2 separate regions of the Homo sapiens genome follow, and region 1 is linked to region 2. A link is a loop called in an ENCODE intact Hi-C map of the cell type or tissue named here. Cell type or tissue: Calu3. All regions are shown on one strand. Links, peaks and the distances in the headings refer to the core of each region. The heading gives the core; the rest is flanking DNA. Region 1 holds the start of TRR-TCT1-1 (tRNA-Arg (anticodon TCT) 1-1). Region 2 overlaps FNBP1L (formin binding protein 1 like).

Region 1 (16,504 bases), core at 3,720-11,719, 300 kb after region 2:
TTGGTTCCCACAGTAGGCCTAACTGTATTGTCCCTACTCATTGAATTGAATAAAACTGGTACTCCAGCAACCTTATACCTCTGGAGTAAAGCAAAGCTAGTGCAAATATATACAGTAGAAGTATAGTCCATTTCCAGAGCTTCTGGGAAGGCCGAAATCACTAACCACACAGTAACTTAAAAATAATCCTGCTGGCCAGGCACGGTAGCTCACGCCTCACTTTGGGAGGCCGAAGCAGGCAGGTCACAAGGTCAGGAGTTCAAGACCTGCCTGGACAACATGGTGAAACCCCATCTCCATTAAAAATACAAAAATTAGCCGGGTGTGGTGGCACGTGCCTGTAATCCCAGCTACTTAGGAGGCTGAGGCAGGAGAATTGCTTCAACTCGGGAAATGGAGGTTGCAGTGAGCCAAGATCATGCCATTGCACTCCAGCCTGGGTGATAGAGTGAGACTCTGTCTCAAAATAAAAATAAAAATAAAACACCAACATGAAACCGTATTTAATTTAGGGCTTTGCTGTCCAGCGAACTCAAACTGCAGATGTGCTGCAATCAGCCTAATTGAAAGTGGTTATAACCCATGCTTTGACTCCCTCTGTTGGCAGGAAGAGGTTGCTTTCTCACTTGCGGGAATTCTTAGCTCAGGTTGTATAATGGCTGTTTACTACAGATACAGCCTGAGAAAATTCAGCCAGATTAGATAAGGGGAAGACAACACCCACTGAATCTTTCTCCCCAGATGGCAACTAAATACTCTTTTCATTTTTCTTACATGCTAACATTGCTACCTATAAACTGCTTAGTTAATTGTTCAGAGAACCACCACACACCTGACCTTGTTTGGCTGTGACTTTCTTCTTTTTTTTTTTTTTTTTCTTTTGGAGATGGGGTCTCATTCTGTCGCCCAGGCTGGAGTGCAGTGGCGCGATCATAGCTCACTGTAACCTCAAGCTCCTGGCCTCAAGTGATCCTCCCGCCTCAGCCTCCAGAAGTGCTGGAATTACAGGCGTGAGTCACTGCACCTGGCCCCAGTCTTCTAATTGCAGGGTATAAGAAGTACAACCTTGATAGCTCACAGAAGGCTGCACAGGGAAAGCCTGGCTTTCCCACACTGTCTGCTAACACTGTATCTCTAATATTTTCCATGATACAGGAATTTTTTTGGCTTCATCTAGTGGAATAAAATATCTAAAATTATTCGTTTGAATCATTAAGTGGAATCAAACACATACACATCTTTCCTTAGCACATTGTTTCTTTCCCAATTCCCCCTTTCCAGAATTTTTATATACGCATCTCAACTGTCACTTAATCACGTCAATGACTCCTCATCATTTGAGATTTGGCTCCAATACCCCAGGCAGAATTCCTCTGTATGGTTTTCCCACAGGCATACAGAGCATCTCTTCTCCCATTTCGGCTGTGAGCAACTCCTAAGACCAGTGGAGACCCTGAGATGCCACCAGTGCCTGGCATATTTCAGAATTCAAAAAAGATTTGTTTAAATAAATACAATTTAAAACCATATTCCATTTTAAAGGCTAATTTTATCCATATGAGAATTCTCCCTGCATGCAATGTGAAGACATTTAATTCATTAAAGGGGCATAACAATTTTATATATATATATATATATATATATATATATATATATATAAAACTTTGTTTACATTAGAGTATAATTAAATAGGCCTGGCACCAATCAGGGCTCTGCCACTTACTGTTTGGAGAAGCGATTCACAATTCGCATCCTTGCACGTTCTTCCTAGATGTGCCAAGAATGCAAGACCCTGATCACGCTTTACTTGGGCCATTTCTCAGCGTTGTGTTTGCAGCGAGCAATCTTGAGGGATGAGGTAATGTCTCCCTATGGAACAAAGAGCAGGCTTGCTTACTGCTCACTATAACATGGTGGGTTCCCCAAGCTCAGCATTCCTCTTCTGTAATGCAACCCATCTTGTGTGTAAGCATGCATCTGGGCCCGTGTGCTTCGTTCCTGTGAGAACTGGGGTCCAGGGAGCCAACTCAAAAATGGTGATACTCTGGCTATTGCTTTTGTTGTAATAGTCTTTTATCTCTGACTCAGAAGTCTGGTGTGTTCTGTCAGCATTCATGAAACCGTGAAAGCTAACGTGTTAGTTTGCAAACATAACAAAATATGATTCATCACAGTTCTCCACGCTCACTAGCTGGGCGTCCCTACACGAGTTTTTTAACCTCTCTTAGCTGCAGTTTCCCTTCTTTATATTATAAAGGGGACGGTGGTGTGTATGTACCCGCCCCATAGCTTCGTCTTGGGGTTAAGTAAGACTGTAAAATCCCTACCACACTGGACTCTTCCCAGGACTTCCCTTTCCCTCTTTGAACTCTGCCAGAGACTATTCTGCATTTGAGGCCTGGCGATGCTGGGCAGGGGCGGGTATGGGTGAAGCACAGGGTGGGCCGCGGCTGGCGGGTTTGGTGCAGAAACGGGCTGTGGCCGAGCCGAGAAAGCGCGCCCAGCGGCCGCCCTGCGAATCCTCCGTAGGCGGGGCCGGGACTGCTGTGAGCTAATAGGAACGGGGGCCGGGCGTTCGGTCTCGCCGCTGCAGTCGCAGAGCAACCACGCGGCTTTGACCGTCTATTTCAAAGGGCTTCGGGGTCTTGCGGATGGGGATCACTGCGGGCACTGGAAACCTGCCGGCCCCCACCCAGCCGCCTCTCAGATTCGTGGCGACCGCACCCTTCTGGGCAGCGGCGCCAGGCCCGCTGCCGTCCCCACCGCTCGCAGCCACCAGGAAACCCCGCGGCCGCGCTCGAGCGCGCGCCCTCCGACCACATGCACCCGCATACGCATGCTCCCAGCGCTCCCACGCGTGCTGACACCCTCCCGGCTTCCGCCCACGCAGTCGCGGGCCCCGGGCGCGCGGGCTCGGGGCAGCTGCGCGGCGTCCTTGGAGGCAGGTGCTGGCGGCAAGACGAGCTCTCGGAGGATGCTGCGGCGCGGGGCGCGTCGCCCCCCTCAGTCCACCAGAGCCCGGATACCTCAGAAATTCGGCTCTGGGTCTGTGGGGAGCGAAATGCAACCCAAACCCCGTTTTTCGAACCCCGCGCAAATAAACACGCACAAGCACGCACACAGACGTCGCGCGGCGGCGCTCGCGCGCAGGTCCAGCCGCGGCTGGGTCGGGCGCGGCGGCCGGGCGCGAGGGAAGAGCCCAGGCCCGAGAGGGGTCGCCGCTTACGTCTCGCAGCCCGAGGGGAGGCCGCTCGGCCTCGGCCGCTCACAGGCGCGACGTAAAGGCCCGGCGTCACCGGCCCGGCTTAACGGTGCAACGGCTGGCCTGGGCCTGCAACTCTGGGGTCCCGGCCGGGCTGGAGCGGCCGCCGGAGAGACCTGGTAGGCGGGGCGCTTGGGGCAGGAAGGGAGCCGGGGAGGGAAAAGCGCGACTGTGATTCGTACGGCTGGGCCCGGACCGTGAAGGGGACCGGGTTGCGGCTGCCCTCACACCGACCAGGTGGGACCGTCGGACTGCGGCCGCCCTTGGCTCAACTGGGTCGCCGACCTTGTTGAGGGGCGACCACTGCGGGGAGACCGAGAGCCTGCGGCTGGCGTTTGAGGCGGATGGCAGTGCCCTGAGCGCGGCGGCTGGGTCTCGGTGACACTGACGACGGGAGGCGCGGTCGGAAGAGCGCGGGGCCGTCGCCTCTGGCTTAACATAGCAGATGCGCTGAGACTCCAACAGGTGGCTCCGTGGCGCAATGGATAGCGCATTGGACTTCTAGAGGCTGAAGGCATTCAAAGGTTCCGGGTTCGAGTCCCGGCGGAGTCGTAACGCTTTTTTCCCTCCCCCCTACAATTTATTTTCTGCCTCCATCATGTCTCTTATTTTTTTTTTTTGCTAAACGGTTTAACTTCTCTCTCATTCCCTGCTCTCGCAGTTCACTGCATTCGGTTCTTGCGGTCCTTTCTTAAGCGGCTCGCAGGGTCCCGAGCCCCTCAGCTCCCCGGGCCTCGGTGGCCCAGGGCCCAGCTCAGCCGACTGGGCAGTCGATGTAGGTCCTGAGAAGAGCGGCGGCGGCGGCGGCGGCGGCGGCGAAGGAAAAGCGACACTGAAGCGAAGGCTCGCGGTTTCGGCCTAAAGGAAAGTGCAGGGGAGGCCCGGGTCTCGGGTGACACCCCCACGCCTTGAGCGGGACTGTGGTTGCGAGGGAGGGACGAGAAAACACGCCTACGCCCTGCGTGCGCTGTGCTGACTACCTCTCCAGCATGGAGGCTTCCAGATGAGCAGACACCCGAATCCCAGCGGGAGCCCGTCAAAAATGGAGATTTCTGCCGTCACTCTGGGACTCTTAATTCGGTCCGTCTGGGGTGGGGCCCAGGAATCTGCATTTCTGATAAGGTCACCCGCTCCCCTCCCCCATTATTCCAGTGCAAAGAGGTCCTAGGCCCAGTGCCCATCAGCTCCTCAAGACAGGAATTACTATATCTTTTTCTGACAACTGTTAACTTTGTACAAGGTTAGCAAATAAATCCAGGAATGAATGGAATCTTAAAACTCGTAAAACAACAATGAAAGGTAATTCACACAAAAGATACAAAATCCAAAATTGTCAAAAAAGATACAGGGAAAAGTAAACATCCATGTTATTCCTATAGTCCAGCCTTGCAATTCTCTCCACAAGCCATTAGTGGTAATGGTTTCTTGGAAATATTTTCAGATTTATTTTATGCCCATATCAGCATTTTTAACATCTTTTGTCATAAATATGTCGTAAATAACAATGTTATTGATACATATCCTTTTAAAAACACAATGGTAGTATGCTATACTGGCTTGTTTTACTTATGAATATATGTAGAGCTGCCTCGTTCCATTGTACGTATGTATGGTAATGATTTAACAGTCCCTAATAGCTGGACATTTAGATTGCCAGTATTTTCCTATTACAAACAATGCATCAGTGAACATCCTTGTTCTTTTATTATTGTACACAAGTACAGGTACATCTATCTGTAGGATAGATTCCTAGAAAGTTGAATTGCTGGTTCAAAGGTTTGTGCGTTCTTAATCTGTACATTTTTTAATATATATTGGCAAATTGCCCCATAGAGATTGTATCCATTTTTCTCTCCTTAGCAATGTGTGAGAGTGCCTGTTTCCCCACAACTCACAAAAGGTGGTTTCTAGCTGTGATTTTAATTCGTCTCTTATATTGATTTTTTAAAATTTGTATTTATATTATTATTATTATTATTTGAGACAGGGTCTTGTTCTGTTGCCCAGACTGGAGTGCAGTGGCACTATCACAGCTCATTGCACCCTCAACGTCCTGGGCTCAAGCAGTGCTTCCACCTCAGCCTCCCAAATAGTTGGAAGTACAGGCACATGCCAACACACCCGGCTAATTTTAAAATTTTTTGTAGAGATGGGGGTCACTCTATGTTGTCTAGGCTGGTCTTGAACTCCTGGACTCAAGAAATCCTCCCATCTTGGCCTCCCTAAGTGCTGGGATGACAGACAGGAGCTACTACGCCTGGACTGTGTCTTTTATTATGAATCAAGATGAGTACCTTTCCATACAGAGAATAATTTGTAATTTTTTTCCTGTGATTTATCTGTTCTTGAGTTGTGTTCATTTTTCTGTGGTATGATGGAAAACAGCCCTTTGTGATATATGTTACACTTATTCTTTTTCAGTCTTTTTGTCGTTTGACTTTGTTTATGGTATTTTGTTTTGTTTTTCTGTCTTACAGAAATTCATGATTCATGTATTTGGATTTATCAGTCTTTTATGGCTTCTAGGTTTGGGGCCATAATACACTCAGATTATTAAGTTATTTCTTTAATGGCTTTATTTTTATGGTTTTGTTTATCTTTGCTTCATCTGGAATGTGTTTTTGTATAAGGAGTGAAGTGGAAGTTTTGTCCCAAAATCACTTTTAATGAACACTCCTTCTTTTCTACACGATGTCATTTGAAATGCCACATTTATAATTTTTTTTTTTGAGACAGAGTCTTGCTCTGTTGCCCAGGCTGGAGTGCAGCGGCACAAATCTCAGTTCACTGCAACCTCCACCTCCCAGGTTCAAGCAATTCTCTTGCCTCAGCCTCCTGAGTAGCTGGGATTACAGGTGCATGCCACTACGCCCGGCTAATTTTTGTATTTTTAGTAGAGACGGGGTTTCGCTATGTTGGCCAGGCTGGTCTGGAACTCCTGAGCTCAGGCGATCCATCTGCCTCTGCCTCCTAAAGTGCTGGGATTACAGGCAAGAGCCACCACATCCGGCCCACATTTATAATTTTCTAAATTCCCACATGCATATGGGTTTCTGGATTCTCTGCTGCATATGGGTTTCTGGATTCTCTGCTCTATTCCACTGACTTTTCTGTTAATTTTGATTCACCAGAACTGTGCTGTTTTACCATTTAGTAGGGTCAGTCCTTGTAGGGTCCAGCCCCACAGGGTCAGTGGGTTTTCGCCCCATGTGTGGAGACGAGAGATTGTAGAAATAAAGACACAAGACAAAGAGATAAAAGACAGCTGGGCCTGCGGGACCACTACCACCAAGATGCGGAGACCAGTAGTGGCCCGAAATGCCAGGCTGCGCTGATATTTATTGGATACAAGACAAAGGGACAGGGTAAGGAGTGTGAGCCATCTCCAATGATAGGTAAGGTCACATGGGTCACGTGTCCACTGGACAGGGGGCCCTTCCCTGCCTGGAAGCCGAGGCAGAGAGAGAGGGAGAGAGGAGACAGCTTGTGCCATTATTTCTGCATATCAGAGACTTTTAGTACTCTCAGTAATTTGCTACTGCTATCTAAAAGGCAGAGTCAGGTGTACAGGATGGAACATGAAAGCAGACTAGGAGCGTGACCAGTGAAGCACAGCATCACAGGGAGATGGTTAGGCCTAGTCAGGCCCTCCACAAGAGGTAAAGGAGTAGAGTTGTCTCTAAACTCCCCTGGGGAAAGGGAGACTCCCTTTCCCAGTCTGCTAAGTAGCAGGTGTTTTTCCTGGACAGCGACGCTACCGCTAGACCATGGTCTGCTTGGCAACGGGCGTCTTCCGAGACGCTGGTGTTACCGCTAGACCAAGGAGCCCTCTGGTGGCCCTGTCTGGGCATAACAGAAGGCTTGCACTCTTGTCTTCTGGTCACTTCTCACTATGTCCCCTCAGCTCCTATCTCTGTATGGCCTGGTTTTTCCTAGGTTATGATTATAGAGTAAGGATTATTATAATATTGGAATAAAGACTAATTGCTACAAACTAATGATTAATGATATTCATATATAATATCTATGATCTATAGTATAACTATTCTTATTTTATATATTTTATTATACTGGAACAGCTCATGCCCTCGGTCTCTTGCCTCAGCACCTAGGTGGCTTGCCACCCACAAGTCCTCTCTTGTTACTCTTTTGTTTTTTTAAACATTTTTCTACTCATTCTTGAATTATTATTTTTCCTCAGTGAATAATAATAGCACTTATTTGGCATTTGTTATATGACAGGTACTATTCTCAGTGCTCTATGTATCTTCATTTAATCCTCCTGACAGCCCTACCAGGCAGATACTATTATCCCCTTTCATGGAAGAGGCATCTGAGACAGAGAGGTTAAGTAACTTGTGCAAGGATACACAGCTAATAAGCAACAAGCCTGGATGAGAACCCAGAAAGGCTGGGTCTATGGGTAAAACCACAATTCCTTATCATCTTTTCACATGAGCTTTAGCTACAGCTAGTCTGGCTCTAATTTTAGGAGGTATTTTTGTTGGAGTCATGTTATATTTATAGATTAAAATAGAATTGGGCCAGGTGCTGTGGCTCATGTCTGTAATACCAGCACTTTGGGAGGCCAAGGCAGGTGGATTACTTGAGGCCAGGAGTTTGAGATGAGTTTGGCCAACGTGGCGAAACCCCGTCTCTACAAAAAATATAAAAATTAGGTGGGCATGTTGGCACATGCCTGTAATCCCAGCTGCTTGGGAGGCTGAGGCACGAGAATCGCTTGAACCTGGGAGGTGGAGGTTGCAGTGAGCTGAGATCGCACCACTGCACTCTAGCCTGGGTGACAGAGCCAGATGAGAGAGAGAGAGAGAGGGAGGGAGGGAGGGAGGAGAGGGAGGGAGGGAGGAGGGGGAGGGAGAGAGGGAGGGAGGGAGGGAAGAGAGGAGAGAGAGAGAGAAAATGAGAATTGAACTAATTAGGATGTTGAGTCTTCCTGTGTAAGAGCAGCAGGAGGAAATAAAGAACAGCTATGCCTTTTCATTTTCAGTCCTGTGCTCTTCTGGAGTGTGTTAAATATAAATCTTGATTTTTTTAACTTTATTTCCAGATAGTTTATCTTTTTTGTTGGAATCCTTTCCTCCACTATATTTTGTAACTGGTTATTATTTATATATAAGAAGGCTTTTGATATTTTAAATAATTTTATATCTCATTAAATTATCTTACTATTTAAAATAGTTTTTCAGTTCTAAATCACAATGAGATACCACTTCACACCCAGTAGGAAGGCTGTAATAAAAAAGACGACAATACAAGCATTGGCAAGGATTGGAACCCTCATTCATTGCCAGTGGGGATGTAAAATGTGTGGCCTCTTTGGAAAACAGTTTGGCAATTCCTCAAAAAATTAAATATTAGAGTTACCATAGGACCCAGCAATTCCACTCCTAGGCATATCCCCAAGAGAACTAAAAACATGTCCACACAAAAATGTGTATAGGAATATCCATAACAACATTATTTTTGTTGCGGTGGTTGAGACAGGGTCTCGCTGTGTTGTCCACGCTGGAGTGCAGTGGAGTGCAGTGGCATGATCACAGCTCACTGCAGCCTCGACCTCCTGAGCTGAAGGGAGCCTCCCATCTCAGCCTCCCAAGTAGCTGGGACTACAGGCGTGCACCACCATGCTTGGCTAATTTTTGTATTTTTTGTAGAGAATGGGTTTCACCGTGTTACCCCAGGCTGGTCTCGAACTTCTGGGCTCGAGTGATTCGCCTGCCTCAACCTTCCAAAGTGCTGGGATTACAGGTGTGAACCACCATGCCCGGCTAGCATTGTTTTTAATAACCAGAAAGTAAAAATAATCCAAATGTCCATCAAATGATGATTGGATACACAAGATCTGGTATACCTATTTGATGAAATATTATTCAGCAAAAAAAGGAATGAAGTAGTGATTCATGTTACAATATTAATAAGCCTTGAAAACATGCTAAATGAAAGAAGCCAATCACAAAAGACCACATATTGTATGATTCCATTTATATGAAATGTCTAAAATAGGCAAATCCATAGAGACAGAAAGTAAATTAGCGGTTGCCAGGAATTGGGAATGGGGAGAATGTGAAGTGACTGACTGCTAATGGGTATGGGGTTTCTTTCTGGGATGATGAAAATGTTCTGGAAGTAGTGGTGATAGTTGCACAACTGTGAATATACAAAAATCCATTGTATTATACACTTTTCAAATGGGTGAATTTTATGATAAGTGAGTTATATCTCAATTTAAAAAAGGAAAAATAGTTTTTCAGTTGACTAAGTTGTGTTATCTAGAAATAGCCTCAAATTATAAGTTTACTTTTTCCTTTCTAATTTTTATGCTTACTATTATTTTTCTTGTAATAGCATTAGCTAGTACAGTAATCCAGAAAATGTTAAATAATTTTTCATGATAATGGTGATAGTGGACTTCTTTGACTTGTTCCTGGTCATTATAGAAATAGAAATGCTTCTTCACTAAGCATGATGCTGGCTTTTGGGGTTGGTGTGGCATGAGCACACACATGTTTTATCACATTAAGAAAATACCTATCCCTATTTCTTTATAATCTATGGAGATTTTTCTTTGATCTCATATTGCGTGATATATTAACAGATTTTGTAATATTTAACTCATTTTACATTCTTGAAATGATCCTACCTGGTTGTGGTGTATACTTATTTTAATATTCTAACATTTTACAATTTTTGCATAGTTAGAAAAATTGACATTTATTTATCATAAAATGAATAGCATGTACAGCATTGTTTGTAATGGCTCCCAAATTGGAAATAATCTAGATGTTCATCAATAATAGTCTGTTTAAAGAAAGTGTGGTAGAGACATAGAATTAAATACAACGCAGACATTTTAAAAATGAGAAATATCTATATATATTGCTATATCCAAGAATATCCAAGATTATGTGAAAAAAGAAGATATGCAGATGAATATTTTAAATGAGATTCCATTTGTGTTAAATAATGCCCATAGTAACAGTAGAAATTATGTATGTTTACTCCTATCACTGTGCATGCATAGATGATTTCCCGAAAGATATTCAAACAATTAACAGTGGTTACTTTAGGGTAATGCTGGTTTGGGGGAAGCAGTGGTATGAAGGGAGGGAGCATTCCTTTTTACTGTATACCTGTATGTAATGTTTCAGGTTTTTTCTTAATAAGCCATCTTACCTTTATAATAAAAAGTTAATTTTTAAAAAGTTAAAGGTCGGCCAGTTGCGGTGGCTCATGCCTGTAATCCCGGCACTTTGGGAGGCCGAGGCGGGTGGGATCACCTAAGGTCGGGAGTTTGAGACCAGCCTGACCAACATGGAGAAACCCCGTCTCTACTAAAAATACAAAATTAGCTGGGCGTGGTGGCGCATACCTGTAATCCCAGCTACTCGGGACACTGAGACAGGAGAATCGTTTGAACCCAGGAAGTGGAGGTTGCAGTGAGCCAAGAATGCACCACTGCACTCCAGCCTGGGCAACAAGAGCAAAACTCTGTCTCAAAAAAAAAAAAAATTTTTTTTTAATGCTAAAGAGGAAGGAAAAAAGAGTACCTACGTGTTCCTGGATCACCTTCACACAGGTAGCTCTAATACTGCTTATCCATTAAAGATTTCTCAAACTTGGTTTTTAAAAAACATTTATTGACCCCTTATGCTCTACTATATGCCTGATTTCAGTGATTAATAAGCCCATTAGGAGCCCATCTGTTAAGCATCTCTAGGAACTCCTCCTGATACTATTGGAGAAACATATAAACTAAATATCTCTTTTCAGAGTGATTCCAGCAGGAATCATATCCTGTAAGTCTTGTACACTGTGTTGAAGAGTGTGGACTTCACCCTAAAGGCAATGGGAAGCCACTGAATAGTTTTTAGTTGAGAAGCAGTAGGATTAGATGTGTGTTTTGTACCACTGTCTGGCTGCAATGTGGATCACGGGCTGGAATAACACAAAACTGGAAGTTGGAAGACCAGCCCAAGGTAGTTGGAGCTATCTAGGTAATAAAATGATGAGGACTGGAACCAGGGAGGTGGTTTGGAGAGAAGGTTAAGTATACAAACTGGAGATGTTTCAAGGGAGGCCAAATTGATGGGCCTTGATGAATTAAGGGATGTAAAGGAGAGAGGGAGCAGTCAGAATGACTCCCATTTCTAATTAGGCAGATGGGTGGGTGCTGAAGTAGTCACTGGGACCACAAACAAAGGAGTGAGAAGTGGGTTTGGGGATGGGGGATGGAAATGAGCTCAGATTTGCATATGTTGAGTTTGAGGTCTGTGGAACATCCTGGCAGCTGGATATACAATGCCAAGCACATAGCAGGCTCTCAGTAAGTATTTATAGAATGAAAGAATATCAGGAAGAGGAGAATTATAGGAAGGGAGAGGGAAAGAAAAGAAGAGAAGGTCTGGAGCTCAGGAGAGAGATCTATGCTTGGGATTTAAAATTCATTATCCTACAGATGGCACTTGAAGCTCTGGACAAAGATGAGATTGTGTAGGGAGAGTGTAGAGTAAGAAAAGATGGGCCAGGCGCGGTGGCTCACGCCTGTAATCTCAACACTTTGGAAGGCTGAGGTGGGTGGATTATGTGAGGTCAGAAATTCAAGACCCGGGGTGGAGCCAAGATGGCCGAATAGGAACAGCTCCAGTCTACAGCTCCCAGCGTTGAGTGACGCAGAAGATGGGTGATTTCTGCATTTCCAACTGAGGTACCGGGTTCATCTCACTGGGGAGTGTCGGAAAGTGGGTGCAGGACCGTGGGTGCAGCGCACTGAGCGTGAGCCGAAGCAGGGCGAGGCATCGCCTCACCCGGGAAGCACAAGGGGTCAGGGAATTCCCTTTCCTAGTCAAAGAAAGGGGTGACAGACGGCACCTGGAAAATTGGGTCACTCCCACCCTAATACTGTACTTTTCCAATGGTCTTAGCAAATGGCACACCAGGAGATTATATCCCACACATGGCTTGGAGGGTCCTATGCCCATGGAGCCTCGCTCATTGCTAGCACAGCAGTCCGAGATCAAACTGCAAGGCAGCAGCGAGGCTGGGGGAGGGGCGCCCGCCATTGCCGAGGCTTGAGTAGGTAAACAAAGCAGCCCAGAAGCTCGAACTGGGTGGAGCCCACCGCAGCTCAAGGAGGCCTTCCTGCCTCTGTAGACTTCACCTCTGGGGGTAGGGCACAGCCAAACAAAAGACAGCAGAATCCTCTGCAGACTTAAATGTCCCTGTCTGACAGCCTTGAAGAGAGTAGTGGTTCTCCCAGTACGCAGCTGGAGATCTGAGAACAGACAGACTGCCTGCCTCCTCAAGTGGGTCCCTGACCCCCGAGTAGCCTAACTGGGAGGCACCCCCCAGTAGGGGCAGACTGACACCTCACATGGCTGGGTACTCCTCTGAGACAAAACTTCCAGAGGAACGACCAGGCAGCAACATCTGCTGTTCACCAATATCTGCTGTTCTGCAGCCTCCGCTGCTGATACCCAGGCAAACAGGGTCTGGAGTGGACCTCCAGCAAACTCCAACAGACCTGCAGCTGAGGGTCCTGACTGTTATAAAGAAAACTAACAAACAAAAAGGACATCCACACCAAAACCCCATCTGTACGTCCCCATCATCAAAGACCAAAGGTAGATAAAACCACAAAGATGGGGAAAAAACAGAGCAGAAAAACTGTAAACCCTAAAAATCAGAGCCCCTCCCCTCCTCCAAAGGAATGCAGCTCCTCACCAGCAACAGAACAAAGCTGGACGGAGAATGACTTTGACATGTTGAGAGAAGAAGGCTTCAGATGATCAAACTACTCCAAGCTAAAGGAGGAGGTTCGAACCCATGGCAAAGAAGTTAAAAACCTTCAAAAAAAATTAGATGAATGGCTAGCTAGAATAACCAATGCAGAGAAGTCCTTAAAGGATCTGATGGAGCTGAAAACCAAGGCATGAGAACTACGTGATGAATGCACAAGCCTCAGTAGCCGATTCGATCAACTGGAAGAAAGGGTATCAGTGATGGAAAATCAAATGAATGAAATGAAGCAAGAAGAGAAGTTTAGAGAAAAAAGAATAAAAAGAAATGAACAAAACCTCCAAGGAATATGGGACTATGTGAAAAGACCAAATCTACATCTGATTGGTGTACCTGAAAGTGACGGGGAGAATGGAACCAAGTTGGAAAACACTGCAGGATATTATCCAGGAGAACTTCCCCAATCTAGCAAGGCAGGCCAACATTCAGATTCGGGAAATACAGAGAACGCCACAAAGATACTCCTCGAGAAGAGCAACTCCAAGATACATAATTGTCAGATTCACCAAAGTTGAAATGAAGGAAAAAATGTTAAGAGCAGCCAGAGAAAGGTTGGGTTACCCACAAAGGGAAGCCCATCAGACTAACAGCTGATCTCTCAGCAGAAACTCTACAAGCCAGAAGAGAGTGGGGGTCAAAATTCAGCATTCTTAAAGAAAAGAATTTTCAACCCAGAATTTCATATCCAGCCAAACCAAGCTTCATAAATGAAGGTGAAATAAAATCCTTTACAGACAAGGAAATGCTGAGAGATTTTGTCACCACCAGGCCTGCCCTAAAACAGCTCCTGAAGGAAGCACTAAACATGGAAAGGAACAACTGGTACCAGCCACTGCAAAAACATGCCAAATTGTAAAGACCATCGAGGCTAGGAAGAAACTGCATCAACTAACGTGCAAAATAACCAGCTAACATCATAATGACAGGATCAAATTCACACATAACAATATTAAACTTAAATGTAAATGGGCTAAATTCTCCAATTAAACGACACAGACTGGCAAATTGGATAAAGAGTCAAGACCCATCAGTGTGCTGTATTCAGGAAACCCATCTCATGTGCAAAGACACACATAGGCTCAATATAGAGGGATGGAGGAAGATCTACCAGGCAAATGGAAAAAAAAAAAAAAAAAGGCAGGGGTTGCAATCCTAGTCTCTGATAAAACAGGCTTTAAACCAACAAAGATCAAAAGAGACAAAGAAGTCCATTACATAATGGTAAAGGGATCAATTCAACAAGAAGAGCTAACTATCCTAAATATATATGCACCCAATACAGGAGCACCCAGATTCATAAAGCAAGTCCTTAGAGACCTAGAAGGAGACTTAGACTCCCACACAATAATAATGGGAGACTTTAACACACCACTGTCAACATTAGACAGATCAACGAGACAGAAAGTTAACAAGGATATCCAGGAATTGAACTCAGCTCTGCACCAAGCAGACCTAATAGACATCTACAGAACTCTCCACCCCAAATCAACAGAATATACATTCTTCGCAGCACCACACTGCACTTATTCCAAAATCGACCACATAGTTGGAAGTAAAGCACTCCTCAGCAAATGTAAAAGAACAGAAATTATAACAAACTGTCTCTTAGACCACAGTGCAATCAAACTAGAACTCAGGATTAAGAAATTCACTCAAAACTGCTCAACTACATGGAAATTGAACAACCTGCTCCTGAATGACTACTGGGCACATAACGAAATCAAGGCAGAAATAAAGATGTTCTTTGAAACCAACGAGAACAAAGACACAACATACCAGAATTTCTGGGACACATTCAAAGCAGTGTGTAGAGGGAAATTTATAGCACTAAATGCCCACAAGAGAAAGCAGGAAAGATCTAAAATTGACACCCTGACATCACAATTAAAAGAACTAGAGAAGCAAGAGCAAACACATTCAAAAGCTAGCAGAAGGCAAGAAATAACTAAGATCACAGCAGAACTGAAGGAAATAGAGACACAAAAAACCCTTCAAAAAATCAATGAATCCAGGAGCTGGTTTTTTGAAAAGATCAACAAAATTGAGACCGCTAGCAAGACTAATAAGAAAAGAGAGAAGAATCCAATAGATGCAATAAAAAATGATAAAGGGGATATCACCACCAATCCCACAGAAATACAAACTACCATCAGAGAATACTATAAACACCTCTATGCAAATAAACTAGAAAATCTAGAAGAAATGAATAAATTCCTCGACACAAACACCATCCCAAGACTAAACCAGGAAGAAGTTGAATCTCTGAATAGGCCAATAACAGGCTCTGAAATTGAGGCAATAATTAATAGCTTACCAACAAAAAAAAGTCCAGGACCACATGGATTTACAGCCAGATTCTACCAGGAGTACAAGGAGGAGCTGGTACCATTCCTTCTGAAACTATTCCAATCAATAGAAAAAGAGGGAATCCTCCCTAACTCATTTTATGAGGCCAGCATCATCCTGACACCAAAGCCTGGCAGAGACACAACAAAAAAAGAGAGTTTTAGACCAATATCCCTGATGATCATCAATGCAAAAATCCTCAATAAAATACTGGCAAACCGAATCCAGCAGCACATCAAGAAGCTTATCCACCATGATCAAGTGGGCTTCATCCCTGGGATGCAAGACTGGTTCAAAATATGCAAATCAATAAACGTAATCCAGCATATAAACAGAACCAAAGACAAAAACCACATGATTATCTCAATAGATGCAGAAAAGGCCTTTGACAAAATTCAACAACTCTTCATGCTAAAAACTCTCAGTAAATTAGGTATTGATGGGACGTATCTCAATAAGAGCTATCTATGACAAACCCACAGCCAATATCATACTGAATGGACAAAAACTGGAAGCATTCCCTTTGAAAACTGGCACAAGACAGGGATGCCCTCTCTCACCACTGCTATTCAACATAGTGTTGGAAGTTCTGGCCAGGGCAATCAGGCAGGAGAAGGAAATAAATGGTATTCACTTAGGAAAAGAGGAAGTCAAATTGTCCCTGTTTGTAGATGACATGATTGTATATCTAGAAAACCCCATCGTCTCAGCCCAAAATCTCCTTAAGCTGATAGGCAACTTCAGCAAAGTCTCAGGTTACAAAATCAGTGTGCAAAAATCACAAGCATTCTTATACACCAATAACAGACAAACAGCCAAATCATGAGTGAACTCCCATTCACAATTGCTTCAAAGAGAATAAGATACCTAGGAATCCAACTTACAAGGGATGTGAAAGACCTCTTCAAGGAGAAATACAAACCACTGCTCAAGGAAATAAAAGAGGATACAAACAAATGGAAGAACACTCCATGCTCATGGGTAGGAAGAATCAGTATCGTGAAAATGGCCATACTGCCCAAGGTAATTTATAGATTCAATGCCATCCCCATCAAGCTACCAATGACTTTCTTCACAGAA
Region 2 (14,876 bases), core at 4,958-12,957:
GCATTTGAAAATCATCTGAAGATGGATGATATTAAAACAATTAAGAGATCATCCTCCAACAAGACTGTAGGAAGAGACGAGAAGAAACCTTTGTCATTTTATGTAATACACATTTAAAGGTTGAACAAAGAAGGAGAAAGAAGGCAGTGAGGGAGATTGTGAGAAAGCAGAGGTGAGGAGGAGGGAAAAGAAAATGTAACCTATAGGAAGTCATGAAGGAAAAGAGTATTAAGGAGTGTTAGTCAATAGTGTCAGATGTTAGAGTCAAGGACAGCTAATTGAGGCACAACCGATTGTAATATGATTAGAGAATAGGAGGTAGGTTGAGAGGAATTGGCAAATGACTGACTTTGGGTGGGGGCAAGTTAAAGCTGCCATTCCTATTTCTAGCAGAGGTGAGTGGGAGGACAATGATGATGTATGAGCTAAGGAACACTGTGGAATAGTGTGGCTGAGTTGGAATATAATGAGTTTGATTTGGGACATGATGAGCTGAAGAATATTCTTCCAGCCCTTGATTTTGTGTGTGTGTGTATATGTACATATAAATAAAATTCCTTGTTTAGAAAGCAGGAAGTAAGAAATGAACTCTGTTCTCTTTTGGTATTCTGATTGTCTTCATAAATTAGTAACTCTATATGTTATCACCTTTATGCAAATTGTCTTTAATCAGGTCATGTTAGACAAACTTAAAAAGATGTGACTCTACTTAAGATTAAGCTGCGTACGAGTCCCCAGAGTCCAATAAAACTCTTTTATCTGGAAGCATATGAAGTTAATATTTAATTCTGGGGTTCCTTCTCTTTTTTAGAGATGCACTCAACAAAATGAAAGATGTATATGAGAAGAATCCACAAATGGGGGATCCAGGGAGTTTGCAGCCTAAATTAGCAGAGACCATGAATAACATTGACCGCCTACGAATGGAAATCCATAAGAATGAGGTAGATTTGTTATTCAGCACTTGTCAAGATAAATTATTTTTATAAACTTCATTATGATAGATTGGTTTTTGTTAGAATTATCTTCAAATGTTTATATTTAATGTTAGGGTTTATGATCTAAAAGTATTATTGTGATGTGTGTTATTTAATCTCATTAAAGTTTTTTATTTAGACCTTTATATAAGATTAAACATTTATACTATTTTTTTGAATCAGCTATAAAGTTGATCCTTTGACCAGTTTGGAATAAAGGTTTCACATCTCTAAGAATTACATAATTATAAAAACTTAAACACATTTTAAATGTAGATATCTTATGAGCTTTTAAACATATTTATTGAGCTCAGTTGTTTGCTTATTTTTTTTCCTAAGGCTTGGCTCTCTGAAGTCGAAGGCAAAACAGGTGGGAGAGGAGACAGAAGACATAGCAGTGACATAAATCATCTTGTAACACAGGGACGAGAAAGGTGATTTTTTGTATTTTATTTGTATTTCTTCTCCCCAGAGTTTTCTCACCCTTTTGTCCTAAACTTTATACAATTCGTTTTTTTCTTCCAAATTTAACAAGTTAAGCTTTTAGTAACCTCAGTCTTTTGAACCTAAGTAATTTTCTTTAGTGATAATTACAGGTGAAGTAGGAAAGTTCATCTTGCTATTCAATCCTAGTTTGTCATGCATCCAAACACAGAGCTAGGAACATAGAAAATTCTTGGAGCTACAGTCTGAGGGCCTAGGCTCCTCGGGCATGGGAAGGTTTCCTAAGGTTCAAGTGGAATTAGGGTCGCTTATGCCAAAGAAAAATTTTACTATCAAATAGCTCAGAGTTTTGTGAAGAAAAAAAAATGTATTGTTAGTTTGGACCAGAGCTTCCAAAAGACACTTTGCTAAGTTTCTGTACCACTTGTGACATTTCTTTCTTGATGTATTATATCTTTTTTTCCAGACTAAAAGTCCACAAATTAGGATTCACCTTAGAGAAAAATGTGAGAGGCCTAGTAACAACTCTTAGTTTTCTACTTAATTACAGTGTAATCTGAGCAAGTTCATTTTTAATGCTCCCTAAGTCTCAATTTCCTGAAATATAAAATGGAGGTTAAAATATCCACCCTTTAGGTTTGTTAGTAAAAAAGTAAATAATACACATAAAGCACCTAGTAGTAAATAGTGGTAATAGTAGTATCACTTCTTGAAAGAGTACATATCTTTAATCTGTTAAGAGATACCCACAAATTACTGGTTTTTGTTATTAGGTAAAACTCAGATTAAAAGGATCTAATTTCTTTGGCATGTGTTATTTCTCTGGCTTCCAGGCTTACTGAAAGTACTGTTAAAATCTAATTCTGTAAAATTTTCCATTATTAAATCTAATTCAGTCATTTGATTCTTCAGCAAAATTATTAACATTTTTCTCTGATTTAAAAAATTTTAAGAAAAATAAATTGTGTTTGTATTACCTGCTTTTTTGGATTTTTTTAAGTTACCAACTTCCCTGTTACCATGATTAGTTGGAAATTTACTTTACTTTTTATTTTAGTTGAGAATCTTTTAATTTTCAGTGACAGAATGAATACTTTACCCATGCTGGCTTAAACTAAAAATGGACTTCATTGGCTGACTTCAGGGAGAGCTTGATCTAGGAGCTCAGATGTTATCCCTAGGACTCAATTTCTCTCCACCTCACAGCTGTGCTTTCTACTGTGTTGGCTTCCTTTTAAGGCTCCAAAGCTCTAGGCGAGTATTCCTGCAGGTTTCGAGTCCAGTAGAAAAGGGACAGAGTGAATTCTCTTCGAAGAGTCCCAAGCAAAAGTTTCTGTGCATTTCTTAAATCTGATTAGGTTACAGGACTTCTTGTGAACTGGTTATATAGATGATTGCTCTGATGGGCCACTCCAGATTCAGAATAGAAACAATCCACCTGAAGCGTGTGAACTAAACATGGATATGCATGGATCCCTTAAGGAATTTTAGGATGATAAATTTGGGATGATGGAAGACAAGGGTCTAGAACGTTTTTCTGTTTTATGTCTAGACCGAGTGATAGTGAGGTGTATTTACTGAATAATACTTTGTGCCTAGAATATTGTAATCTTGTAATTTTTTTTTAATTCAGGAAATTCAGCAAAGCAGCATTTTGTATTAGAAGTAATTTGTATACTTGACATTTGAAAAAAATAGGGCTTAAGTGGAAACTGTGTCATTAATATTTAATTTTTGGAATTGATCCTGAGGTGATCAATTTATAAATAATATATAGAATTCTCATGTTTATGATACTTGATCAGAGATAATTTTTTGTTTTATAGTCCTGAGGGAAGTTACACTGATGATGCAAACCAGGAAGTCCGTGGGCCACCCCAGCAGCATGGTCACCACAATGAGTTTGATGATGAATTTGAGGATGATGATCCCTTGCCTGCTATTGGACACTGCAAAGCTATCTACCCTTTTGATGGTATGATTTTCTTAATAATATTGTATGTAAAAAAATTGGTTCTTTAAAAGTATTTACATCAAGTCACTCACTGTAGTATCCTTATTTAAGTAATATATGTTGTCAGAAAATTATTATCCCATTTCTTTAGTATGCATACTTTTGTTATAACTGTATTACAAATGTAGATATTTTTCTTCCGTACATGGAATTAAAAGGAAATTGCCCACGTTACTAGCATCCTAATACAGATTATTAATTAATTATCAATTTTGGTCAGTGCAGAATTTTCACCAGAGTCCTTACTGTGCACATGTCCTAAACAAAGTCGAGGCAGCTTGAACATGTAGCTCAACCCAGGAAGCGGGATGCTGGCGGATGCCACTTCATGCTCTTCCTTGTAGCTTACTAACATTAAGAGACAGGTACAAGGCATAGCTAGCTGAATGCCATCATCATATACTGAGTCCGTAGGCCACCTGTTTAGATGAAAGTGGGAGAGAATGTAGTAGCTACTGACTATGTTATCTCTTACTCTATGAAAGTTGAAGAACAAACTCTGGAAGGGAAGTAAGGCACTGAGGCCTTCTCCTGCAGATTTTTAGTTCCTCTTTATCCTGGACTGTGAAAAATACTTTCCCTCAACTAACAGGAGAACTGAGCGACACTTTCATAAATAAACGGTTGTAAAATGGTGCTTGATTTAAGGTCTTTCTCCCCACTTCGTGTTGGTTTAAAATTGAGCAAAGTCTCTAGTTACTTCTTATTAGAAAATATATTAAATTTAAGACCTTGCAGCCAAGTGCAGTGATGTGTGCCTATAGTCCCAGACACTTGGGAGGCTGCGGTGAGAGGATTGCTTGAGCCCAGGAGTTCGAATCCAACCTGGGCAGTAAGACCCTATCTCTAAAACAAAACAAAAGAAAACAAACTTGCTATAATGTAATCTAGAGAGTAGGGAAGCAATTTGGCACGTGTTAAATGAAGATTCAGTTGTGAAAATTGTTACTGCTAAGCAGGTTGGGCGTGGTTGGGGATAGAGAGTGAAAGAGTTGTGTATGGCCATTCTGTTTCTACCATCTCTAGAGTCAAACCCGTATTTTTCTCTGTTCTCCCTTCAGACTCTCTTTTTTCCTTCTTTCTTCCTGCTCTTTTGCTATCTGGTTACTGTTTTCCTAATCCATACCTGCTGAATTTTTTTAGATAGACTACTAAAATTTGGGAAAAGAGTTGGAATAGTGACATAGGAATTAGAATACCCTGTCAAATCATGTAATGTCACTGTGACTCAGTTAACTTCATCCGTTACATGGGGGTGATGTTATCCAGCCCTGCGGGCTTATTATGCAGCTCAAATGAGAGAATGTATATGAAAGTGCTGGGTAAGCCACAAAGCACAATAGAGATGTTGCTAGTGAGAGTCAGTAGTTCCAGGTACATTGAAATCTAGTAGGGTTTCATTGTATTTTGTGCATTGTATTAGTAACTTTAAAAAAAATTATCACAATGCTTAAATTATGCTTGTGAAAACTCTCATCTAGGACATAATGAAGGTACTCTAGCAATGAAAGAAGGTGAAGTTCTCTACATTATAGAGGAGGACAAAGGTGACGGATGGACAAGAGCTCGGAGACAGAACGGTGAAGAAGGCTACGTTCCCACGTCATACATAGATGTAACTCTAGAGAAAAACAGTAAAGGTGCAGTAACTTATATCTAAACTAACCAGGCACCTTTGTGCCATGTGTGACATAGGAAGAGTAACATAAAATGAAAACACATTCAACAGGTTGAAAAAAATAAGGAAACTTAAAGGGCATCCAAGATTAATTGTTCACTATGTGAGCTGAGTGTAGGCTTGATCTTGTGAATATTACCACAAGAAACATTTTGTGGCACTTTACTGTTTGAGTAACGTTGGTGTGAAGCTTAATTGATGCCTTTTGCTTTATGTCCCGCTTAAGTCTGTGTGAAGGATTTGTGTTTTTCTGCCTTACAAATAGAATTTGATTTATTGGGCAGGAATTCATGGATAGTAATGCTCTCTGCCCCCTTTACTTCAGAAAACACAGTGACTTTAGTGAATTTGAATAGTGAAACTGCTCTGAAATGCTATGGAAAGCCGACTCCCCAAAGAGTGGTTTCTTCTAGAAGTTTGAATTTGTAGCTACAGTTTCCAAGAAGAAAAATAGTAGTTGGATAATTTAGTAAAATAATAACATCATTTTCATTTTCTTACCTATTCTTAACTTTGGTTTCCTAAAGGAAGAAAATGAGCAGGTAGCACATAATCTATTTAAGTAGATTTAAAGAGAGTTTCAAAATAAATCTCCTGGTCTAGCTCTTAGGTGAATAAAATAGATTTTGTTTGAGACCTCAAAATATTTTGAGGTTAGCTGGTAATTTTCAATAATTTACAAGCTTCCTTCCAAACTAATCTCATACTTTTGTATGTTTCATCTTGAAAATATCTTTTGGGAAATACCACTTTAGTGATTATTTAGCATTTAGCAGTTACACATAGGAAAATACACAGTTACATAGAAAAATACACATTTGAAGATAGAGGAAACCTTGAATGGAGGGGAAGTGTTGACAAATTTTAATTTTTAAAGGAGAAACTTTTTGACTATCTGGGTTAGAGGAAGATATGTGTACCGCCTTTAGGGCATTTTGTTATTTCCGCTGAATCATTAGTTATTAGGATAGATAAATTTTTCCAATTAGTTTCAGCAAGCGTTGTTGGAAACACTGTGCAGTCAAGGATTGTGCAGTGCTGGTTGTGTGACCACACCCTGAGTCAGTGGTGTGGGGAAGTAAAGTGTGAAGAAGCAGTAAGATTGGTTTTTAATTTTGCCCATGTTTTAAATTTTCCTGGTGTTTTCGGTAGCTGACTATAAAATGATAGAGACATTTGGGACAGGCACTTTAAACTGAACACCCCTTTTGGTTTTACCAAAGGTCTTCAGTAATTGTTCTTTTCTTTTTCCTCCTGGACTGCAGGTTCCTGAAGAGGGTTTCTGAGGAAATGGGCAAGATGTTGAAGGAGGTTACATGCAGCTGCTTTTGGGGGAGGGTATTAGAGTTGTCAGGCTCAAAGAGAGTGAGAGAAGCAAGTTGCATGAGTGCATGCAGACATGATTTTTTTTTTACTAACTTCATTAGCATTTCCATACATTGTTTTTAAAAATCATAATACCAACCCTTAAGTTCCTAGTTCACAGTTATTCCCACAAAAGAAAAAGCCAACAATAGTGTACCATTTTTCTATTTATTTTATTGCTGTCTAATCAATAAAGAATGCAGAGCTGTCAAAAAATGTGTCTTACATTAGCTGTCCCAACAGGATTGTCTTCCCTCCCAGCTCTGTTTTAATTGGCTTTTAGACCCACTATCTGTCAGATCCTTGCCATCTGTCAGTGTCTGCCTGCGCCACCTCCGTGCTTGCTTAACATCCTGTTGCATGTCTAGCGTGATTGAGCTAGATTTTTCAGGCATGTCTTTAGATTCCCTTGTTCTTGTCAAAGCCTTGTTTTGTTTTACATTTGTAGTGCAAATCACTTTGTCAAACATCTCCAGCACTAATGTTTCCATCTTAGTATTTGTGCACACTGCTATAACTTCCCCACTGCAAACATTCCAGTTTTGGCATTACGAAGAAGTAGCTGTGAACCTGAAGTATTTATGATAAGAAAAAGAAAACATCTCTGCTGTAGCCTACAGCCCAGTTGAAAGAACTCTTTGAAACGTGATACATCTTCAGCACCTCAGTCTGGGAAGAATCTAGTCAGCACTGAAATCCTGGCATAATAAACACAGAAGATATTCACCACCTCAAGACAAAGGACTATTGTCAAAAGTCAGCTGCTTCCATTCAAATGCTGCCTTAAACTTGAGTGCCTAAATCTGTTGATTGCCAACACTACCACTACAGTATCCCACAAAGGGCTTTATGTGTCAGCTCAGTGCGACCTGCTTTAACTCTGCAGCACCGCTGCAGCTGCCGATGTAGCCTCGGTAGGTGGCTATTAGAGCTCTACCATATACAGTGGTGCATCTTCAAATTTATGCATCAAACTAAAGACATGTCCAAGTCCATTTTAATTTCCTCAGTGGTTTTATGAGAAGTTTTATGGGCCTCCCCCAATTGTCTTTTTATTTTGGGTTATGACGATCATGTTTGATAATTACAATGATAGTCTCTTTCCACGTGATGCTTTTGTTTGAACCTGATAAAATTTAGTGAAACTTTGTAATGATCTATGTGCACTTTTACTTGTAAAATGGAATTTCTGTATGTTTATACTTGTAAATATGATTGTTGTTAGTGCTCCTGTTGCTCATGGTGTCCTGCCTCGCATTTGTGATTCTGTTAATGACATGTATCTTAACTAATTTCTTAGTGGTGTTGTAATAGGGAGATGGGGCAGGTGGGGGGTTATTTGTACCACTGAATCTTCATTAATTTGGTTCTTTACTGTTTTGAGGGGAGAAAGAACGTGAAATGGTTTGTGTATTATTGAATTTTAAGCAATATTTTAGAAGCTGTGTGACTGCTTTAATAACTTTTTCCCAGTGTTATTTGAATCATACTACCCGTTATACTAAAGCTGAATGACAATTGTGTGAAAGTTACTGCCTTCATAAGATCAAGTCACCACTGTTACACAGCTGACATATAGTGTATTACCTTTGCAGCTAGTAAACTATAAAGTTTAGATATTGAATCTCGTTACAGGGTTATTTATATAATGTGACATTATTCAGTACTGACAGACTACATGAAGTAGTTTTAAAATCTAGTGCTATTTTTATTTTAAAGGTTAGCAATGAGGAGGAAATGTGATCTGGCTGTGTTTGTCTTCTGTACAAAGCCTGAAGTGCTTATGGTTTTTTGGCTAACAGCCACAGAGGGCAAAGTTTAAGACTTTCTTGTAAGGACTAACTGTTCTTTTCAAGCTACTGTTTGTTTTTCTAAAAGCAGGATTTGCTTCCGTAGGAGGCAAGTTCCTTGATGTGGAATAGTGCAACCTGTATATGGGTTATTATAATAGGAAAGACATTTGTACTTGCACAGTTTAAATCATTCTTAAATTTTGAACATGTGAATTGTCCCAAAAAATCTTTAATTTTTTGGTAATTTTTACTCTTTTTGTGCACATGTTGATTTCTTAATGGTAAATCCTTCATTTAAAGATAGTGTTCTCTGTTGAGAATATTTACATGGAATAAAACAATCTTTTCATGGCCTGTTAAGGTGTTTAGTGTGTGATCTTTCATTGCTATGTGAATCAGAGATGTGATGATTTTGTTCTTGAATGTGCCAAGTCTCAGATAATACAGAGTAGATGACAAATTCCATAAGTGGGACAAGTTTTTTTTGTTTTTTGCAAAGCAGTTTTGGAAATTGTATTCTAATTTTGGTTTCTCTAAGCTTTCCTAAAGGAAAAAAAAAGTTTGCTGTCTCTTTAGAGTGAATTTAAATTGCATGCAATAATTTGGATTTATCTTTCTTCTCCAGTAGCTGTGTTGCATAGACTTTCCTTTTACACCATCTGTCCACTGCAACCATACGAACTGTCCCTGTACCTCATAGCCCAATCTAGCCACTACACGCTGGACAGCATTTCCTGTGCTCCGGCTTGATTCCTAATCAGTTACAACACCCAAGTCTTCCTGGCATTTCAAAGCATGGAAAGAACATTTGCCATAATTAGTGACACATTATCTGTAACTTCAGGAAGTCTAATTTCAGAAGATTCACCTTTTAAAAAATGCAAATGTGAAACTATGACTGCAAACTTTTAGAAACTCAGAAAAGGGAATAAAATTCAGGGTAGATGCTGAACAATGAGAGGTTACGATTGTTGAGATGAAAATTTAGGGATCAATGCCAAGTTTGGAAGTAGGAACACACAAAACAATGAAAATAGCAGGAAAATAGTGTCAATTGTTAAAGCTTCAGATGGACAGAGGTTTGGGGTGGAGAGCTCAAAACAATGAAGAAAGCTTTTATTATCAAAACTAAGATCAGTGAAATCACTTCCTATTTGCGAGGGGAAGATAACGTCCTTGATAACAACAAATGAAAAGTCTCTCTAGTCTCATTGAAAAGGGTTTTATTTTGAAGAATGTACAGGTTAAGTATTCCTTATCTGAAATGCTGGGGACCAGAAATATTTCCGATTTTTTTTTTTTTAGATATTTGCATTACATACTTAACAGTTGAGCATCCTTAATCCCCAAATCCAAAATTCTCCAGTCAGCATTTCCTTTGAGCATCATGTCATTGCTCAAAAAGTTTCAGATTTTGGAGTTTTGAATTTGGGATACTCAACTTGTATTAGCTTAAGTAAAAAAAAAAAAAAAAAAAAGCTTAAGAAACAACCTATTTCAATGAGCTTATATACCTAGGATCAATGTATTCCTGAGTATAGTCACTGTCAGGAATTAGGGAAACTACAGAAAACATAAGATGCACCAAAAGATTGGGGAATTGGCAAACACACATTTTGAAGAGTAAATTCTGAGAAGTTGGACAACAACCCTTGAAAGTATTAGATGATGTTAGCTTTTAGGGGACAGTGTATTGGGCAACTGACTGAGGTTCCTAAGAATAAGCCATGTCAAAATAGCCTCATTTCTTTTGATACAAATGGGGGTAATTCTAAGACATAATTAGTGTCTTGCTTTCAACACAATTTCAGTTTGACAAGATTTCTCACTTGTTTTCTGTGAGTTGTGACAGCACTATTAGGGATATGGGAGCATTTGACGAACTGATTTGGTAAACCCAGAATCTCCATCCTGAGGAGTTTCTTGTGGATAATATGTATATGTATGTTATGAACCATTATAAGATAAATATATCACCCAGTTTAACAAGTAGAATATTACCAGGTGGGCACAGTGGAAGCACTGTCTTGAGTGTGGAGTGAGACAGACAAACTACAAGCTTCCAATTCTGGCAAACCAAGATGAGCAATCCCCAACCATCTTACTCCGTCTTTCTCCCTTTTCTCCATTCTCTTCTATGGCTGAGAGCTCCTGCCACTGGCTCTTGGCATATAGCCAGCACCCAGATGGTGCTGTGCTGTCTGATGAGGGTAGGAGGTGAGATGGCGATCCATTACCTGTTCCCTCTCTTCAGGTGCCAGGCAGTGGTTAGTAAACTAATGACAGTGGTCAGTTGAATGGGGGAAGTCACTGGAAGAGTTTGCAGTTCCTTGTGTCAAATCACAGGGGCATCATTTCCCTGGTGACAGCCATATCAAGCAAAAGATTATACCAACCCATTTGTTTAAACAAACAACTTGAAAATTATTAGTGATTTATAAATGGTTTGTGCTACTTATATCACTTGATAAAGTTTTATGTAGTTTAAATAAAATGAATTATCTTGTTGATTTGTACACTGATTTATATATTTATGAATTTAGTAATATCCCAGTTATCAAATATTTTAAATATTCCATTGTATCTTGAGACTTTTTCACTCATCATTTTTAAGATTTATCCTTGTTTATGCATAATTTTATTGTGTATAGTATTCCATTATAAAAGTATACACAAATTATCCATCCTCTTGTCGATGGACATTTGGGCTACTAGTTTTGCTAGTAAAAATATACTGCTTATGTGTATCTATGTACATGTTTACTGATTTCAGAGTTTCTCTAAAATTGTACCGAGGAGTAGAATTGCTAGGTTATGGTTATAGTTTTCATTACAATTTTAGATTCAAGGGGCACGTGTTCAGGCTTATTACATGGATATATTGTGTGCTGCTGAGCTTTGGACTTCTAATGATCCTTTTGCCCAAGTAGTGAACATAGTAACCAATAGGTATTTTTTCAAGCCTTTCTCCCCTCTCTCACTCCCCGCTTTTGGGATCCCCAGTGTCTATTGTTTCCATCTTTATGTACATGTTTACCCAATGTTTTGCTCCCACTTATAAGTGAGGACATGCAGTAGTAGTTGGTTTTCTGTTTCTGTATTAATTTGCTTATGGCAATGGCCTCCAGCTGCATCCATGTTACTGCAAAGAATATGATTTCATTCTTTTCCATGGTTGTGTAGTGTTCCATGGTGTGTATGTACCACATTTTCTTTTTTTTTTTTTGAGATGGAGTTTTGCTCTTGTCGCCCAGGCTGGAGTGCAATGGCATGATCTCTGCTCACTGCAACCTCCGCCTCCTGGGTTCAAGTGATTCTCCTGCCTCCACCTCCTGAGTAGCTGGGATTACAGGTGCCCGCCACCACACCCGGCTAATTTTTGTATTTTTAGTAGAGACAGGGTTTCACCATGTTGGCCAGGCCGGTTTCGAACTCCTGACCTCAGGCCACCCGCCTTGGCCTCCCAAAGTGCTGGGATTACAGGCGTGAGCCACCATGCCTAGCCACCACATTTTCTTTATCCAGTCAACCATTAATGGGCACCTGGGTTGATTCTGTGTCTTTGCTGTTGTGAATAGTGCTGTGATAAATACACGAGTGCAGATGTGTTTTTGGTAGAATGATTTCTTTTCCTTTGGGTATATACCCAGTAATGCAATTGCTGGGTCAAATGGTGTAATTTTAGTTTTTTGTTTTTTTTTTTTTTTACTTTTCAGTAGCCATTCTGACTGGTGTGAGCTGATATTGTGGTTTTGATTTGCATCTCTCTGATGACTAATGATATAATTTTTTCATGTTTGTTGGCTGCTAGTATGTCTTCTGAGAAGTGTCTGTTCTTGTCCGTTGCCCACTTTTTAATGTAGTTATTTTCTTGCTGATTTAAGTTCCTTATAGATTCTGGATATTAGTCCTTGGTCAGATGTGTAGTGTGCAAATATTTGCTCCCATTCTGTAGATTGTCCGTTTAATCTGTTGATAGTTTCTTTTGCTATGCAGAAACTCTTTGGTTTAGTTGGGTCTTAGTTGTCAACTTTTGTTCTTGTTGCATTTGCTTTAGAGGACTTAGTCATAAATTCTTTGCTTAGGCCAATATCTAGAAGAGTATTTTCTAGGTTTTCTTCTAGGCTTTTTATAGTTTGAGGTCTTTCAGTTAAGTCTTTAGTTCATCTTAATTTTTGTATATTGTGATAAGTAGGGGTCCAGCTTCATTCTTCTGCATATGGTTAGTTTTCCCAGCACCATTTATTGAATAGGGTATCCTTTCCCTATTATTTATTTTGTTGACTTTGTTGAAGATAAGTTGTAGGTGTGCAGCAGCTTTATTTCAGGGGTCCCTACTCTGTTCCATTGGTCTATTGTGTCTATTTTTGTACCAGTACCATGCTGGTTTGGTTACTGTAGCCTTGTAGTATAGTTTGAAGTCAGGTAATGTGATACCTTCCACTTTATTCTTTTTGCTTAGGATTGCCTTAGCTATTCCAACTCTTTTTTCGTTCCATATGAATTTTAGAATAGTTTTTTCTAATTTTGTGAAAAGTGACATTGGTAATTTCATAGGAATAGTGTTGAATCTATATATTGCTTTGGGCAATATAGACATTTTAATGATATTGATTCTTCCAACCCATGAACACTGATTGATTTTCCATTTGTTTATGTCATCTATGATTTCTTTCAGCAGTGTTTCAGCAGTCCTAGTTTTGTTTTGGTTTTTTTTTTTGGTGACTATTGTAAATGAGATTATATTCTGGATTTGGTTCTCAGCTTGAATGTTATTGGTATGTAGAAATGTTTCTGATTGTTGTACATTGATTTTGCATCCTGAGACTTTGCTTAAGTCATTTATGAGGTCTGGGAGTCTTTTGGTGGAATCTTTAGGGTTTTCTAGGTATAGAATCGTATCATCAGCACAGAGAAAATATGACTTCCCTTTTTCCCAGTTGGGTGCCTTTTATTTGTTTCTCTTGCCTGACTGCTCTGGCTAGGACTTCCTTAATTTTCATTTTTAAAATATAATGCCACATTTTCCTCCCAAAGTTATTGTAATATTTTTACACTCCTACAAGCATCGTATAAGGGTTATTCATGTTCCATATCCTGGCCAGCACTTAGGATTCAGACTTCAATTTTTGTCAGTTAAAGGATATAAAAGAGCATTTCATTGTAGGCCTAAATCGTGTTGCCCTGATGATTGGTGTTGTGCATCTTCGTGTTTCTATGTTTCCCCTTCTTGTAAAAACCCTGTTTTATCTTCATCCTTTTTTTTTTTGGTCAATTGTCTTTTTATATTTATTCATGGAAGCTCTTTGTGTATTAAGGATGCTAATTGTGTTAGTTATCTCTTACTGTGTAACATAGCTGGCTGATTTTGGCTAAGGGTTTCTCATGAGGTAGCAGTCCAACTGCTGGCTGAGGTTGTAGTCACCTCAAGGCTTTGACTGGGGCTGGAGAGTCCACTTCCAAGATTATCCATGTGGTTGCTGGTAAGCCTCTGTTCCTTTCCTTGCTGGCTGTTGGCCAGAGGCTACAGTTCCTTGCTATATGGACCTCTCCATAGGGATACTCACAAGGTGGCATCTTGCTTTCCCCAGATTGAGTGATCCAAGACTCAAGACAGAAGCTACAGTCTTCTCATAACCTATCTCAGATGCAACATTTCTGCCCTGTGTGCTTGGTGGCACAGACAAAGCCTGGTATAATGCAGGAAGGGACAACACAGAGTGTGAGCACCAGGAGGCAGAGAACATTGGGGACCATCTTGGAGGCTGCCTACCAACCATAGTATTCTGTTGTCCATTTTATGTGTTGTCAATATCTCTGATTTTTCAGGTTCTCTATGATGTCTTTTGAATGGAATTTATTCATTTTAATGCAGATTAATCATTATTTTATAATTAATGCTTTTTCTAAGAAATTCTTATTTGATTCAAAGTAAAAGATACTTTCTTCTAAAAGTATTATGATTTTGCCTTTCACATGTAGGTTCTTAACTCATCCAGATTTTATTTCTGTATATGATAAGAGGTAAGAGGCCATTTTCCCCCTTTCATTTGCTTAACCAATTGTTCAAGAATTAAAGTCATTATTTCCCCCATTTATCAACAGTTTCACTCTGTCATGTTAAATTTCTGATGAAACCTTAATTACTATAGCTTAATAATAAGCTTTTATATCTGGTAGACACCACCAACCTGGGACCACTGTAAATCAATTTCTTGGTTTTGGATTTTGTAATTTTTACTCCAGACCTGTATGAGGACAGGTGTGTGGTTGCCAATCCTCACTGAACACTATAGTCATTATAATTGTTTTCTTCCTGGAGCTGTATGTGAAGACAGTCATGTTTCCTGGCAACCTTCCTTTGCTGGCAGATGAATGTTTTCTATTCCATTAACAGGGACCCTTTAAGGATTCCTGCTTAATGGAGGCATTTTAAGTTCCCCCAAGACAGACTCTCATTCACTGAGCTGACGTTACTCTTTGCCTCTAGGTCTGCCCCGGCTCTTAAGTTCTCATGAGGAGTTGATTCAAATGTGCTGTACCTTTTTCAGGTGCGGCGGGGAGAGAAGTTTGTTCCTTGGGGATTTCTATCAAGGTTGATCATA

Evidence for each region. A loop is a pair of places that touch in the nucleus more often than their neighbours do. Peaks named below come from ENCODE experiments on the same cell type or tissue, not always from the same donor. Only the 100,000 strongest peaks of a DNase experiment are listed, where the experiment ranks them.
Region 1: it touches region 2 in a loop (2.7-fold over the local background); 6 of 110 quality-filtered maps call a loop at or near these places.

What each region holds. Positions count from the first base shown.
Region 1 is chr1:93,843,844-93,860,347 of GRCh38, forward strand. It overlaps TRR-TCT1-1 (tRNA-Arg (anticodon TCT) 1-1), which reads left to right and starts at 3,730; the gene lies at 3,730-3,814. MIR760 (microRNA 760) reads left to right here and starts at 2,989; the gene lies at 2,989-3,068. It also overlaps a transcript of BCAR3 not described here. RefSeq lists enhancers at 2,280-2,409, 3,085-3,875, 4,090-4,139 and silencers at 2,540-2,599, 2,690-3,069, 3,250-3,389. In Calu3, for the core only: a CTCF peak has its summit at 7,061 (motif pointing left); DNase peaks (open chromatin) are centred at 4,188 and 7,058.
Region 2 is chr1:93,546,031-93,560,906 of GRCh38, forward strand. FNBP1L (formin binding protein 1 like) reads left to right here. Exons shown (of 17, transcript NM_001164473.3): 13 at 812-944; 14 at 1,317-1,411; 15 at 3,248-3,396; 16 at 4,917-5,075; 17 at 6,379-8,631. The coding sequence ends at 6,386. Among named protein-coding and RNA genes, the nearest start is that of TRC-GCA7-1, 37 kb to the left of the region's middle. RefSeq lists a silencer at 6,642-6,936 and an enhancer at 6,984-7,512. In Calu3, for the core only: no CTCF peak of the experiment used is centred there; DNase peaks (open chromatin) are centred at 7,281 and 8,281.